Linked DNA regions of Mus musculus: region 2 is linked to region 1. Evidence: chromatin loops called from intact Hi-C (ENCODE). Cell type or tissue: gastrocnemius. All regions are shown on one strand.

Region 1 (8,000 bases):
GGGTTTGAAGGTGTGACCCGTTAATCACTGCCCAGTGAGTGATAGGTTTTATAATGACATTTTTCATTCAAATATATCTTTTACTTGGACCTTATTTTCTCTCCTGCCCTCACACCCTCCAGTCATTCAGTCATTCACATGTACCATGCTTTCTTTACCCATCCATCTATTAATGGACATCTGGTTGACTCTATAAGTTGGCTATTGATCGTGCAGTGTCACAATATACATAGATGACCAAGTATCTGCTATGTTGACCTTCCTTTCATGTGTTCTATTTTATTTTATTTTTTTGTGGAACCTTCATACTGATTACGGATTTCAATAGCGGCTGCCTCCATTTTCATTTCCGCCAGCTGTGTGTGCAAGGGTGCTTTTGTACATTCTTGTCAGCATCTGTTGCTGTTTGTTTTTATACAACCATTCTGAGAGAGATGGGATGCAACCTCATTGTGGTTTTAATTTTCATTTCCCTGATGACCACGGATGCTCAGCACCATTTTCCTGTGTTACAGGCAGTCTGTTCTGTGGCTCATGTATTCATTCATTCGATGGTGGGGGTTTTGTTCTCGGTGTCTGATATTTTGAGTTTATTGGCTATCCTAGATATCAATCCCTTGTGGCATGTGGGAGTTGTTTTAAGAGCTTTGCATCTGGCCAGCTGTTTCCAGCCATGCATGTATTAGGGAGTTGAGGGTGCAGTCAGTGTGACCTTGTGAGAGCTCTTCTCATTCACACACCTTGTTCCCAAGGTGGCAGGTGAGGAAGAATTTCTGGAGGCCACAGAAGGAAAATGGATCTGTAAGCCACCGAAGATGGGGACCTTCCTTCCCAGTGGGTCACCTGAGTTTGTTCTTGCCTTAGGGCAGATGGCCTTTCAACAATCAAGTTTTTTGTTTGTTTGTTTGTTTGTTTGTTTGTTTTGTTTTTTGTTTTTTGTTTTTGAGACAGGCTTCTCTGTATAGCCCTGGCTGTCCCGGAACTTATTCGGTAGACCAGGCTGGCCTTGAACTCAGAAATCCACCTGCCTCTGCCTCCCAAGTGCTGGGATTAAAGGCATGCGCCACCACTGCCCGGCACAACAGCTCTTTCTTAACCCTGGCTAGTGACCTCAAGAGAGGCTCCAGGGTAGCCACCTCAACCCTAGGCTAGTTTCTGACCTGTGCTCTAGGCTCAGACATCACAAAGTGTGCAACACAACCGTTGCTATGACCACAGTAAGCACTCCCCAGTTGCCGTGATGCTGGCACTTCACCAGAAGGCTCCAGGTGAGCTTTGCTTGCCCACTCATGAATTCCAGTGCATCTGCTGGTCTCAGAAGACAGCTCTCCTTGGAGACATTACTACCTAGGGCTTTATTCAGTCACTGAGGAACGTTCTGAGATTGGTAACAGGCAGAAAGGTTTCTCCTCTCATAATTGCTTTGTCTAGCAAGCCTTCAAATTTGTCAGATCCCAGGAACCTTCCGTCAGCAGCCCCTGTTTCTGTTTGGAGAGCTGATTTTGTATACTTATCTGGTCTCTATGATGACTACTCCTCAATGCTCTGTCCCCTTCCCTAGGACTCAGGGACCTAGCTGACCTTCTGCTGTGTATTCTTTCTTTCCCCACAGTGCATACCTATGGGTGCTCCAGTGAGAGAGACCTAGGGAGTGAGCTTATCTGGATACACTCTGAGTCTCCTCTGTGGTATGGATTCCGTAGAGAGCGGCAGTTCACACCCACAAGACAGTATAAACCATGTGCTGCTTTTATGCTGAACAGTGTTGCTCTAGTAGAAAATGAGCTAGAGCTAGCTAGACTTTGCTTAAACTCCACTATTAGTCCTGACTCACATGCAACTTGAGATCTAACCTGTAGGTATGTTAGCTCTGTCAGAACACATGACAAGGTGTAGGTGACTTTACCTTATGCAAGGATGGGAAACTTCAGTTAAGGTGGACAATGTCAGCCTGTCTAAGCCCAAAGTCCGACACAGACTGTGCCAGAAAACCCATTAGAACTCACAGATAAGGACATGATCATGGGGCTGTGAACCCATACAGTATCAAGACCTCCTTTTATCTTCTACCCCAGTAACCCAAACCCATAGCTTCCATGGTCACGGTTCTCCTGTTAGCTGGAGCCCTGGTCATCATGCATACTTCCAGGAAGCAGAGAGGAAGGAAGGGGTCAAGTCTAAATGCAGAGTTCCCCTGTTAGGTGAGCCATTTCCCTTCTTCCTGGGAGCTCACCGCTACTATAGTATTTATATTATATACCTACACACCTATATACCTACATACCTATATATAGTATATAGTATATAGTATGTAGTATGTAGTATGTAGTATGTAGTATGTAGTATGTAGTATATAGTATATAGTATATAGTATATAGTATATAGTATATAGTATATAGTATATAGTATATAGTATATAGTATCATACTATACTTATGTTTGATTGACCGTGATTTACCTGGTTACCCGGCTGTACCTTCTTGTGTAACCTGGGTTTATTATTTGACTAAAAACATTCCCTTTGAGAGAGTCCAGAAGCCTGTTTTCCCTGAGGTCAATGATAGGTCAATGCCCGGGTCACTAGCCAGGGTTAAGAAAGGGCCAATGTGATTGGCAGATGCCCGTCGTTCTAAGAAAAGTCTGTGGGTGGGAACACTGGCATCCAGCGTCCACCTTGAGCCATGAGTCCTTGGGCAGGTTGCTAGTCTCTATGATCTCTATATGCAACCCACGGGGGAACCACACTGTGACACGGCCGTTGGAGGGATTATGGGAAAAGTTTGTCTGCGTAGTGTAGTGCTCAGTGCAGCCAGGTGCACGTACAAGGCTTGGTTGAACAGTGTTGGGGATAAACCCCAGAAAATTTCATCAGAGCAGGTTGTCCTTATGAATTCAGGTCATCCTCTGCTTTTCTCTCGTGTTGTCTTGCTCTGGACCCATTGTAACATTTGTAGGCAAAGGAAGCCTTCATCTTGTTTTAACTGCCAAATACACATAAAAGAAAAAAGTCCCCTCCCCTACCACATACTAATCAAAATACTAAACATACAGAGCAAAGAAAGAAAAATTTCCCTTTTTTTTGATGGGCTTATAAACTCAGTACTCTATGTATGTTGTAGCACACCTCAGACCTCCTTTCCTTAAAATTTTAAATCACATTTGTTTATTTATATATTGAATGTGTGTGTGTGTATGTGTGTACGTGTGTGTGTGTGTGTGTGTGTACACGTGTGTGTATGTGTGTGTGTATGTGTTTCTGGGGTGCCCATGTGCACAGTGGGCATATGGAAGTCAGAGGACAATTTCTGGAATTTGGTTCTCCACCATGTGGGGGCCTGGGGATTATTCTCAGGCTTACCCTCTGAACCACCACATTGTTCCCCTTCCTGTCCCTTTAAAGCTATAATCATATCCCATTGTCTCTCTATATCACCTTAAGTTTGTCCATTCATCTGTCAGTAGAAGGATAGCTAGAAAGAGTGGAGGTATGTGTGGAACCATCGTACATGGAGGAAACAGTGCTGGCTGGAGGTGTCCTCAGATGAAGAACCTGGGGATATAGTGAGCAAATCCCTAGGTCCATGCCAGCTGCTGTCAGGGTTCCAGGATCCTCAGATGACCTGGAGTCAGGTTCTAGAGAACTGTCGTTGTTAGGACCTTGACCTTGATTCTGTGGGCATGGTGGAGCCACGGAAGACTATTGGTCAATGAAATGCATAGAAAAATAGCGGCATGTTAATTAGCCGATTTTCATTCCTCTTCAGAAACAGACAAAGGAAACTTGGGACGAAGGGTTTCCTGGAAGAGGAGATATTTGGGGGCTATTTCTAGGTGTTTGGAGACCAGTAATAAAGAAAGAGAATTGCAATTTCCAGGGTTGGCTTTCCAAGTGAGAGAAAACAACCCACAGCCAGCAGGTGGCAGTGTAGGCTTGAGAGTGAGGGCTGCCTCAGCACAGCTCTAGTGCTCCCAGTTTCAGCCTTTTAGTTCCAGAAAAGGATGTGGCTTCTAACAAGGAGGAATTTCATCTCTCCCTGCCTTCTCTCCTTCTACCATTCTGCACTTTCTCTTATTTCCTGGTGGTTTTCCAGTTGACTGATAGATCTATGAGAAGAGGATAGCTCATATTTGAGAGCCCACCCTTTGCTGAGTTGGTTCTCCCAGTAGTCGGTTTGCCTGCCCACACTGTCCACGTGTGCAGGACAGGCAGCCAAGCACCTTCAGCCATAAACTGAGGGAGCCTGTTTGCTATGCTTGAGACAGAACGCCTGGAGCAGCTGCTTGCTCTACCCCTTCTGAGATGCCTTCACGTAGGGCTGAGGTTGGGTGAGGTGTAGTATTTGCCTTTGATAAAAAGCTAAAGGGGATTGTGTGGTGGCACTTAGTTTCAATCCCAGCATGTGGGAGCCAGAGGCATTCAGATCTCTGTGAGTTCTACATAGTGAGTTCCATAGTGACAAGTAGAGACCGTTAAATAAATAAATAAATAAATAAATAAATAAATAAATCAGTCATTCAACCAACCAACCAACCAACCAACCAACCAACCAACCAACCAACCAAACACCACAGGGATCATTAATAAAAACCTCAATAATTGGCTGGGAGTTTAATTCAGCTCGGTAGGGTACTTTCCTAGCATGTGTGAGGCCTTCTGCTCAATTCCAAACATTTCAGTAATGGTGAGATGGCTCATTGGGCAAAGAGGCTTGCTGCCAAACCTGAGTTTGAACCCCAGAACCCACACAGCAGTAGAAGAAAACCAACTTCTGCAAGTTGTCCTTTGACTCTTCTTCCCTCAGTACAGTATGGCATGCACATACCTACCTGTGTGCGTGAGCATTCACACACACACAAACACACACACACACACACACACACACACACACACACACACTAAGTGAATGTAATTTTTTTGTAATTAAAAACCTTATGTGCATGGGTGTTTTGCCTGCATTTATTTCTATGCTTTGGTGTGTGCATGGTACCCGAGGATTCTAGAAGACGGTATCAGACCCCCCAGAACTGGAGCCACAGAGAGCTGTGAGTCACTGAGAGGACGCTAGGATTTGAATCTGGATTGTCCGGAAGAGCAACCAGTGCTTTTGAACACTGAACCATCAAAAACAAAAAATTTAAGCATAACACATTTTGATATAACATTTTAATAAATAGTCAACTTAATATAAAAAAAAAGCTGCAATTGCAGAAACTGGGAAAGTTGACTTCTTCCAATAGAAAGCAAGAAGGTCTCCTGGGCTGGGCGTGGTGGCGCACACCTTTAATCCCACCACTCGGGAGGCAGAGGCAGGAGGATTTCTGAGTTCGAGGCCAGCCTGGTCTACAGAGTGAGTTCCAGGACAGCCAGGGCTACACAGAGAAACCCTGTCTCAAAACCAACCCAAAAAGAAGGTCTCCTGGGCTTTGGGGTATGGACCCATCAAGGTAAGGGCTTAGCTGAGCCTTCCCCAAGTCCATTTATAGGTGGTCTCTGAATCTTGTCCCATCTCATGGGTTGTCAGATGGATATCTGGTCCTACTAAAAGTGAATCAAGCATTAATGGGAGAAATCTAAGAGACTCTATCACACATAGCCAGGAGGGACTGAGGAAAGTCAGGATAACAAAGAGAGATCACTCTGGTTGTTCTTTACCAGCCAGCACAGCACCTCAATCTTGCTCCCACATAGCGTTAGCATCTGGTGACTCATGCTATAGAGGGGCTACTCATGGCAATGGGACAGAAGCTCTGTGAAGATGCGACCAACAACCCCCCCCCCCAGTAATTTAGGGCATGTATATTTAGAACTCATGTTTGTTCATGTCCATTGGCCAAGGTCAGGATTTTCCAACCTTAGAACTGGTGATGTTCTGGGCCCATGTTAGTGTTTGCAAACATGTGAGCTTAATGTTATGAGCGCTAATCACAAAGCTAGATTCTGTAGACACTTTGTTTTTTTTTATTTTTGTTTTGTTTTTAATTTTCTTTGTAACAATGAAGAGGAAAAAGATTTCCTAATTTTAAAAAAATGGAAACTGGAAGACTGCAAAGCTGGGCGGTGGTGGCACATGCCTTTAATCCCAGCACTTGGGAGGCAGAGGCAGGAGGGTTTCTGAGTTCGAGGCCAGCCTGGTCTACAAAGTGAGTTTCAGGACAGCCAGGGCTATACAGAGAAACCCTGTGAAAAACAAAACCAAAAACAAACAAACAAGACTGCAAAATGCCAAGGAACTTGCCCAGTCTTGCAGATCCTGATAGCAGTGTCTTGACTTGAACATACAGATATACACAGGTGGTTCTGAGAGAGCCCAGTAATACTGACTTCATTCTTTACTTCCTGGCTAACCTGGTGTGTTTTTTCTCCCTTTAGGGGATCCCAACAAGCCATCAGGATTTAGAAGTGTTAAAGCTCCAGTCACCAAAGTGGCTGCATCTGTTGGAAATGCTCAGAAGCTGCCCATCTGTGACAAATGTGGAACTGGTATTGTGTGAGTATTGGCTTCGCTGGTGTTAGAGAGTGGACAAACCATGAAAGTGTGGGAGTTGCTGGGTGTTGCGTAGCTTGGGGGTAAAGTCAACAAATCGATCAGAATACGATCAGAACTTTTATCTTGACATGATAGAGGCTTTTAGAATGACGAGTCTTCCCATTCACAATCCAGAGGCCTGCTGTAGGGCCTCTGAAGAAACCCCAGACCTCACCTCAGAAAGAACAGTACAGAGCCCTGGTGTGACTAATGGAGACCCATTCTTCCTTTCTCCTGCAGTGGTGTGTTTGTGAAGCTGAGGGATCACCATCGCCACCCTGAATGCTATGTGTGCACCGACTGTGGCATCAACCTGAAACAGAAGGGCCATTTCTTTGTAGAGGATCAGATCTACTGTGAAAAGCATGCCCGGGAGCGGGTCACTCCGCCTGAGGGCTACGATGTGGTCACAGTGTTCCGCGAGTGATGGAGAGGACCTGCCCTGTCTACTGCCCTCCAGCCAGCCTGCTGCACCTGGTTCTCGGAATATTCTGGCTCTCTCCTCCCTGACAGTCCTGTGCTTACTTAGTGTTAGTCATGCGCAATAAACATTGGGTTTCGTCTGGGCTGACTGACTCCCACTGGCAGGGTGACATCTGCTTTTATATTATTGGGAGATGGTTTTGTCCCTGTCCCTTCACCCACACCTCAATGCACCTTCTTCACTTGGAGTCTTCTCTGCTGCAAATGGACATTGGTCCATTGGAACTAAGCCAAATGTAGTATCTCTGATGTTACTTGGTTTTACTTAATAAATTTAGACTTTAAAGCAATGTGTGACCTCTTAGTTGACTCTGCCTGTGTTCTATGTCTTGTTTCATGAAATATGGAGTCTCTATTAGGTTTGGTTTCTAAAGTTGTGAGAGATGTAAGGCTTTTCCCAGGCATGAGAAAGCTACTATGAACAAGCTGTGTTTCTTTTCATCTTTGTGACTTGCTGTAAGCATCATTGAGAACAGCAAATATTCTTAGTTATTTTTCTGTTGCTGTGGTAAAACATGATGAAGGCAACTTATAGAAGAACTAGTTCATTTGGGCTTACAGTCTTGGTAGAGAGGCATGACAGCAAGTGGCGTAGCACCACCAACTGGGGACCAAGTGTTCACTGCCTGTGTGTGTGTGGGGGGGCACTGTCATTCAGACCACCGCCCTATTATATCTTGTTTGGTTCTGTTTTAGAGAAATTGTCTTGGAGTTTGAGGGAATAAAACTTCCTGTTTTAGAAACTTTTCTATTACGGTGAGAAAACACCATGACTCAGGCAACTTATAGAAGAAAGCATTTAACTTAGCTTACAGTTTCAGGTGCTGAGAGCCCATGATGGCGGAGTGAAGGAACAAACTAAGAGCTTGTGTCTTAGTCCACATGCACGAGACAGAAAGACAGACAGACACACTGTAGATGGTGTGAGTCTTTTGAGACCTCAAAGCCTGTTCACAGTGACACACTTCTTCCAACAAGACCGTATCTACT
Region 2 (8,000 bases), 1.2 Mb after region 1:
AATAAAATAAATCTTTAAAAAAGAATCATGCAAAGTAATGAGATGAAAATGACTTTAACTTTGATTGGCAGACAAGCTGGCAGACAAGCCTGTTGGTGATAAAAGGATTTCAACAAGCCCCTAGACTGCTATCAAGAAGCTGGGCATGCCTTTGCAAGAACCAAAGTAATACTTAGACTTTTGAGGTTTCATGGGTTAGGGCTTGACTTCCAGGCCTGTGTCCAGGCATTTGCCTTCTCTTCTGAACAATAAAGTCCTCTGCTGCCTTACGACGTTAATAATATACCAAAAGGACAGTTGTGTGAAAACATTCTCATGGTGGGATGCCAGGACTCATCCTCCCACATAGATTCCCCCCACCTCAACACACACACCTAAAGTCAAAAACTGTCTGAACCAACTTTGTTAGAAGTATGGAAAATAGAACTTTCCATAAACCAATGGAAGATTGAGGGCTTTTTAAATGTGAGGGATAGGAAAGTATTGCTTTGCCTTTGTGTCACCTCTGCCCTGTCTCGGTGGAATCCATAACAAGAGCCCTGTTCCCAATGTGTGGCCCTTGATGCTAGAGGGGGTAGGGTATGATTGTCTCCATGTTGTAAGGGGTTAGGGAAGGAAGTTGAAGTACTAGGCAAAGCTTGTCTTTGTTTCATCCCACTCAGAACGCATCAGGGTGGAGACGCTGTAAAGACTATCAAAAAAACGTTAAGATTCCTCTAGGCAACATAGGGTCACTTGGGACAAAAGAAAACAAGCAAAGCTCCTGGCCATACAGTAGACTAGGAAGAGGAGCTGGGGAGAGACTATCTGGAAAATCAGGGTACCCAAAAGCATCCGAGTATATTGATGTTTTCACAGAGCCAGGGCACATGCATGCATGACAGGTAAAAACTATGAAAAGACCTGGGGGGAAAGGTCTAAGCATTCGCTTCTGCTGGCCCCTTAACTCTGGGACTGGGTCTGGGCATACAGCCAGTCTGGTGGGAACTTCCCCTCCCTGTCTCTTCTACTCTTCAGGCCGACTTCTCATCTTTGCTTTCTTTTCTTCCTTCTGTTTGTCTCTCTACATCATCACCTTCTTCCTTTTCTATCTCTGTTTTCCACTTTGTCATCTATAACTCTCATCTATCCATAGGAAGGAAGAATCTGTCAGCAACGAAAGAAACAGAGACCTCAGAAAACAAACATGACACAACGTGTAGTTTAGGAACTTGCTAACACTTTCTGCCTACAGAACACAAAAACTACAAAGGAAAAAATTAAAAACAGCACCAACAGCTGGGGATACAGCTCAGCAGTTAAGAGAACAAGTTCTCATCTTGAAGAACTGGAGTTTGGCTCTCAGAATCTACATCAGGAAGCTCATAACCACCCATAACTCCAGCTTTGGCTTCTGTAGGCACCTAAATCCCCTACACAGAGAGAGAGAGACAGAGACAGAGACAGAGATGGAGACGGAGACGGACACAGACAGAGAGAGACACAGAGAGACTTAAAAGGTATGCAGAAAAAAATGAAGGAAGGAGTGAGAAGACTAGGGAGAAAGGGAGGGAAGGAGGAAGAAAAAAGAAAGTTGCACATTATATCTCTGGAATGTATAAAAAGAAATTAGTCCAAATAGTGCTGTGGCCTTCCTGGAGACAAAAGCCTAGATGGCTCCTTACAAAAGAAGGCCTTGTCCTCACCTGTATCCATGGTGTGCTCAAGATCCTGAAGTTTTCATTAAATTTATCCATCAAGTTAAGAAAAGTCTGATCTTTATAATCAAAGCGTTTCTGGAAAATAATGGAGCAGATCACATTGCAGGGAGCACAGCCCAGGATGAAGGTGGGATCACAGGGAGCACCTGGATGATGGGAAATAGTAAATAAAATAACTTTAATGCATATATGTAAGAGACTCTTTAATAACATATTGGTGTATTTTATGAATTAATAAATTCCTACAGAAGCCTAGAAAGATGGCTCAGAGGTTAAGAGCACCGAACTTTCTTCCAGAGGACATAGGTTCAAATACCATCAAACACATGGCAGCTCACGTCTGTAACTCCAAGAACTGACCCAGATATACAAGCAGGCAGAACACCAATGCACATAAAATAAAGTAAATAGATTAAAAATAAAACATGCTTAGCCAGGTGGTGGTGGTACACCCCTTTAAACCCAGCAGTTGTGAGGCAGCCGCAGGCAGATGTCTGTGAGTTCAAGATCAGCATGCTCTACAGAGTCAGTTCTAAGAGAGCCAGGGGCAGTTACATAGAGAAACCCTTTCTCAAAAATAAATAAATAAATAAATAAATAAATAATAAAATAAGTTCCTAGAAATTCTGTTAGGTAGAACTATGGCATACTAAAAACTAGCACAACTGGAGCTGGAGAGATGGCTCAGTGGTTAAGAGCATTGACTGCTCTTTCAGAGGTCATGAGTTCAAATCCCAGCAACCACATGGTGGCTCACAACCATCTGTAATGAGATCTGATGCCCTCTTTTGGTGTGTCTGAAGACAACTATAGTGTTCTTATATATAATACATTTAAAAAAAAAAGAAACCCAGCACACTGCTTTTCTCAGACCTGATTTAATAACTCCTCCTCATTGGGATGTAAAGTGAATAAACAAATTAACTAGTGAGAAAAAACTCCTTCTAACCTTGTTTCTGGATGGTTACCCAAATATTATGTTAGTGTCTCTACCTTTGTTTGCACATTAGGCCCAAGTGACCTCTATGGCAAGCAAAAGAAGAATGAAGTGAAAGACATGCTTTTTAAAACAGGTATTAATTTGTTTGTCTGTTTCTTTGTTGTTTGTTTTTATTGATTATTTTATTTATTTACATTTCAAATGTTGTCCCCCTTCCCAGTTTCCCCTCCAAAAACCCTCCATACCATCATCCCTCCCCTTTGCCTCTATGAAAGTGCTCCTCCACCCACCCACCCACTAACCGCTCTAGCATTCCCCTATGCCGAGGCATCAAGCCTCCACAGCACCAATGCTCCACTCCTATTGATGCCAGATAAAGTAATCCTCGGCTACATATATATCTGGAGCCATGGATCCCTCCATGTGTACTCTTCATTGGTGATCTAGACCCTGGGAGCTCTGGGGTGCTAGGCATGGTGGTGCCAACCTGTAATCCCAGCACTCAGGAGATACAACAGGAGAGCTGAGAGTTCTCCACCATCCCCATTCTGAAAGTTCTAGGCCACTAAGAACTGAACTACACAACAAGACTCTTGTCTCAAAGGAGGGGGGCAGAGAAAATGAAACAATTTTAAAGACCTAACAGTTACAAACACAGAATCACATCCCCCTAGAAAGCTTATATATAATTAAATATTAATATAGGAAGGAAGAAAATAACAACCTGAAAATCTTTAACATAGATGAATAGTTGAAGGAATTGCAAATAGAACCAGCAGAAAGGAAGACCAAAAAGAGAAAGATTATAGGAGATGCAGGTATTATGTGGGACTAGCATAAAAAAAAAAAAAGACAAAAAAAATTTATGGGGGGCTGGAGAGATGACTCACAAGTTGAAAACACTGGCTGCTCTTGCAGAAGACATGAGTTCAATTCCCAGCCCCCACAGGGCACTTTACAACCATTCATAACTGTAGATCCATCAGACCCAATTACTTATTCTAGTGTGCAGACATGCATGCAGACAAAACACCAAATTACATTAAAAAAAATAAACCTTTAATAACAGTAACATTATTTTTTAATTAATGAAAATGAACACACCGTGGCCAGATGGTGCAGGCAGGGAATCCTAACTACTTAGGAAGCTGACGTAGGAGGGTCTTAAGTTCTCATCCTGCCCAGGCTACAGTGAGTTTAAGACAATCCTGAACACGTTATAGAGACTTTCTCTCAAAACAAAATGTAAAATCAAAGATTTTTATGTAGCCGGGCGTGGTGTCGCACTCCTTTAATCCCAGCACTTGGGAGGCAGAGGCAGGCAGGTTTCTGAGTTCGAGGCCAGCCTGGTCTACAGAGTGAGTTCCAGGACAGCCAGGACTACACAGAGAAACCCTGTCTCGAAAAAAAAAAAAAAAAAAGATTTTTATGTAACTCACTAGTTGAGTACTTTCTTAGCAGAGTCAAGACCCTATATTAAATTTCCAGTGCCACTTTTAAAAAGCAAAACTGAACACAATTATTAGAAGATAGCGCCATTTGCCTAAGTAAGTTAATTTTTTTTAAATGTCATTTCTAACTTAATTCATGTACAGGTCAAACATAAGGTTCAATTCATAAGTAATATTCTTTACTTCTTTTTTTAATTTTTTTTTATTTTCTTCATTTACATTTCCTCTTATTTCAGAGTTCAAACACAAAACAGAAATTTCCTGTTCAGAAAATGTTCACTATCACCAATCAGAGCTCACATTTACTTGTCAAAGCCCGCCCTCTAGTGGATGGCTGTGCTATTGCATGACAAACCATCAACAGACTACTGCAATTTTTTTGGTTGTGACTTACTCATTTTATGTGTGTTAAGTGTTTTACCTGCATGCATGTATGGGCATTGTGTGCATGCCTGGTTCCATTAGAGGTAAGAATGAGAAATCAGATACCCTAGAGCTGGAGTGTTGTAAACCTGCAGGTGTATGTTCTAGGATCTGAACCCAGGAAGGTCTTCTGCAAGAGCAGCCAATGTGATAAACTCATACACACTCTCTCCAACCTCTATAATGTTATTAAATTGAGCATCAAGTTAACCTATTACATTACATTACATTACATTACAGACAAGCAAATTAAGTCAGAGGGAATTGTTTGGTGGGCAATTTTCAGCAAAATTGTTCTAATGAAACATGAATAAATTTTAATATGAAAAGTCTATAAATGTACATCAGCAATAGTGAAGGATGATAAGTCAAAATATGCATCCTACTCACAATAATGAAGAAATGTCCACAGGTGCGGTAACTGAGGTCTAGACCCACTCTCAAATATTATTGTCTTTAAAAAGAATGAAATCCTGTCCTTTATACTAAATAGTCATATTTGGGACATATTATGTAAAGTGAAACAAGCCAGACACAGAAAACCAATGTTCCATGTTCTCATTCATAGTGGAGACAAAAAAAAAAAAAGATTATCTTACAAAATGCAAAGTGGACTGGTGTTCATGAAAGGTTAAAAGGGATGCTTTGTGGAAGAATAGAGAGGCTGGAGAATAGCATGCACACATAGTTACACAGGAAGGACAGACTCTAGTTCTCCATAGCAAAGCACAGGAGCTGCTCTTTGCATCAGTTCCTTACATGTTTTATAAAGAACTAGAAGACAGTAATCCTGATTCTCCCAAGAAGAACTGAGAGAGATCTAAGGAGACAAAATGCTAGTGACTATGCCATCACTGCAAATATAATGAATGTGCTGTAAACAGGTACAATTATTGTGTGTTAGTTTTAAAAGTGCATGTGTGCACCAGTGATGGGGAATTCAACAGAAGAAGCCCATTTGGTAGTCAACCATACCTAAGCCTGGCCCCTTTTCTGTTATAACACACCATGACACTGAGTGTCAGAATTCTTTTTAATTTTGGCATAGGAGAGGGAGAACAATCATTGGGATTCTTAATTTCAAATTTGGGAAAAGGGAGTTTGCAGTGAAAGTCTGATTCTCGGTCTCCCTTCCCAGTTCATTGTGAAGAGGCAATATTAAGTCAATATTAAGGTCATTTGGAATCCGAGCTGAAAATCACATTTACTGTGGCAATTACATCTCAGATGGGCAGAGCCAAGAGTGGAGAGTGGGTAAAAAGTTACCATCAATATTCTAATTGTTTCAAAATCCAGCTAGAATTTTGTTTCATTCAGATAAATGTGAGGTTGGCAGATCAAGATGCCCTTCAACAGACTCTCCTAGAAAGGACAAAGTCAGTTTCCATGGGGTAGGAAGCAGATGGCCTAGGGAAAGCAGAGACCGGGCCTTTGTTGGAGTTTGTAGGCAAATGGATTAATGAGACAGGAAAGGCAGACAGGAAAGTTTAGGATTGCAAAAGATGCAGAAACCTCTGGGCCACGGTTTTGAGGGGTTCTTAACAGTCCCACACCCTGGCCCTAAAAGGATTTAGAGCAAGAATAAGAACCTGATGTCTGGGAATGTACTATAGGAAGTGGTTGAGGGCCATAGATAGGATGGATTGTATGCCAGAAGCATGCTTTGGGGAAAGTATTTGCTATTGTTAGCTATATTCACTAGCCTTGGGTGGGGCAGCCCAAGATGTCAGAGCCCCATAAAATACAGAAAATAAAACACACAATTAATACAATAATATAGATAGAGGATAACATAAGAAGAACTGAAATAGAGCCAACTTACAAAAAGGGAAGTTGAGGCTAAGCATTAATAATATTTTAAAAAATAAAAAATAAAATAAATAAAATTTAAAGATTAAAATAAATAATAATAAAAATAATCATATTTAAGATTTAGTCCAACAAATCAATTTAAAACTTCTCTTTTGTGATGTAGACATCTCTTAAAGTATGCAAACAACAAATTACACTATGGGTAACATGAAATAACTCCAGCTGACATCTTTAAATAGTCAAAAACCTGAACAGCAAATCACAAGCACTCAGGGGCGTTAACAATGCCTAGGGACTAGAAAGTATGTATGAATACCATTGCTGTGAACCCTGCAGACACGGGCCTTTAAAGAACCCCAGATATGACGGTCAGGGAGGCTCTACAGCCAGAGCTACTAAGTGAAAGCATGCATAGCTTCATGTCCCATGGAGTAACAGGTCACTTCCATAATGTCATCTCACAAATATTTCCTAGTGAAATGTTCTAGAATAGTTAGTCCACGATCATGTCAGGGAGGAAACATTGCCAAATTCGGTACGTGATATTCAATCCTTCTATCTGTCTGGCATTGTTGGAAAGTATCGTTTGGCACAAACTAGATTTTAATGAAGTTTTATCGCCACCCCCAGATGCAAACATGAAAGACACAAGGTTACAAAGGCGTCCTTGTCTCTCTGTACCAAGCCATTTTTCATGCTTAGCATTGCCAAGCATCACCCTCAATGTAGGCTATCCCAGAAGTGTTGCCATGGAGATCATTACAGAAGCAAGCTGGTCCGTGACTCTAAGCAACACCTACCTTTGCCATTCCTCAGTTCCTCCACAAGACACCGAGCCTCCTCTTGAACACGATCCTCAACACTCCTCTTGCCCATCCCAAAATTCCTCAGTCATGACGGAGAAACGCCGGATCTCTTTCCATTTCATCCCATTGCTAAAAATGATTCCTACCAGAACAGGAAACAGAAACTCGTCCGAGGGCAGGCGAGGAACTCGCACACAGCGCCTGCCATCTGGATGGCCCATTGCTGCCCGAAGAGCTCAAGTCTCAGGTGCATGAACTCACGCAGGCGCACATTTGTACTCTCGCTTCCCAAGGCCTTTGCTAGCTTTTTCAGCTACTGGAAAACTGCCTCTCCCAGAAAATCCCTCTCCTAGATCAACAAGAGCTTCCTTCACGGCTTCATACCCATGCAACACCACGGAGGGCTTCATGCCAAAGTACAGAGTAAATACGGGGCCGTAGACTTTTGAGAACTGGAAAATTGAAAAGAAAAAAAAAATTCAAATAACAGCAAAAAAAAAAAAAAAAAATCAATATGTAGCCTAAATTTTTCATGATCCACTGATGTCATCATAGTGTTCATGATTTTTTTATTCTTATAAAACACCCTCAAATGTTGTGGATTTCATACATTAAAAATGTGCTGTTTTGGCGAGGATGTGGAGAAAGAGGAACACTCCTCCATTGTTGGTGGGAGTGCAGGCTTGTACAACCACTCTGGAAATCAGTCTGGCGGTTCCTCAGAAAACTGGACATAGTACTACCGGAGGATCCAGCAATACCTCTCCTGGGCATATATCCAGAAGATGCCCCAACAGGTAAGAAGGACACATGCTCCACTATGTTCATAGCAGCCTTATTTATAATAGCCAGAAGCTGGAAAGAACCT

The links. A loop is a pair of places that touch in the nucleus more often than their neighbours do. Peaks named below come from ENCODE experiments on the same cell type or tissue, not always from the same donor. Only the 100,000 strongest peaks of a DNase experiment are listed, where the experiment ranks them.
Region 2: it touches region 1 in a loop (13-fold over the local background); 33 of 42 quality-filtered maps call a loop at or near these places.

What each region holds. Positions count from the first base shown.
Region 1 is chr19:40,221,539-40,229,538 of GRCm38, reverse strand. Pdlim1 (PDZ and LIM domain 1 (elfin)) reads left to right here. Exons shown (of 7, transcript NM_016861.4): 6 at 6,371-6,488; 7 at 6,768-7,300. The coding sequence ends at 6,954. Among named protein-coding and RNA genes, the nearest start is that of Cyp2c70, 38 kb to the right of the region's middle. In gastrocnemius, a CTCF peak has its summit at 3,920 (motif pointing right); DNase peaks (open chromatin) are centred at 3,628, 3,922 and 4,709; H3K27ac peaks cover 851 bases.
Region 2 is chr19:38,978,585-38,986,584 of GRCm38, reverse strand. It overlaps the pseudogene Cyp2c52-ps. Among named protein-coding and RNA genes, the nearest start is that of Cyp2c55, 24 kb to the left of the region's middle. In gastrocnemius, a CTCF peak has its summit at 4,421 (motif pointing left); a DNase peak (open chromatin) is centred at 4,424.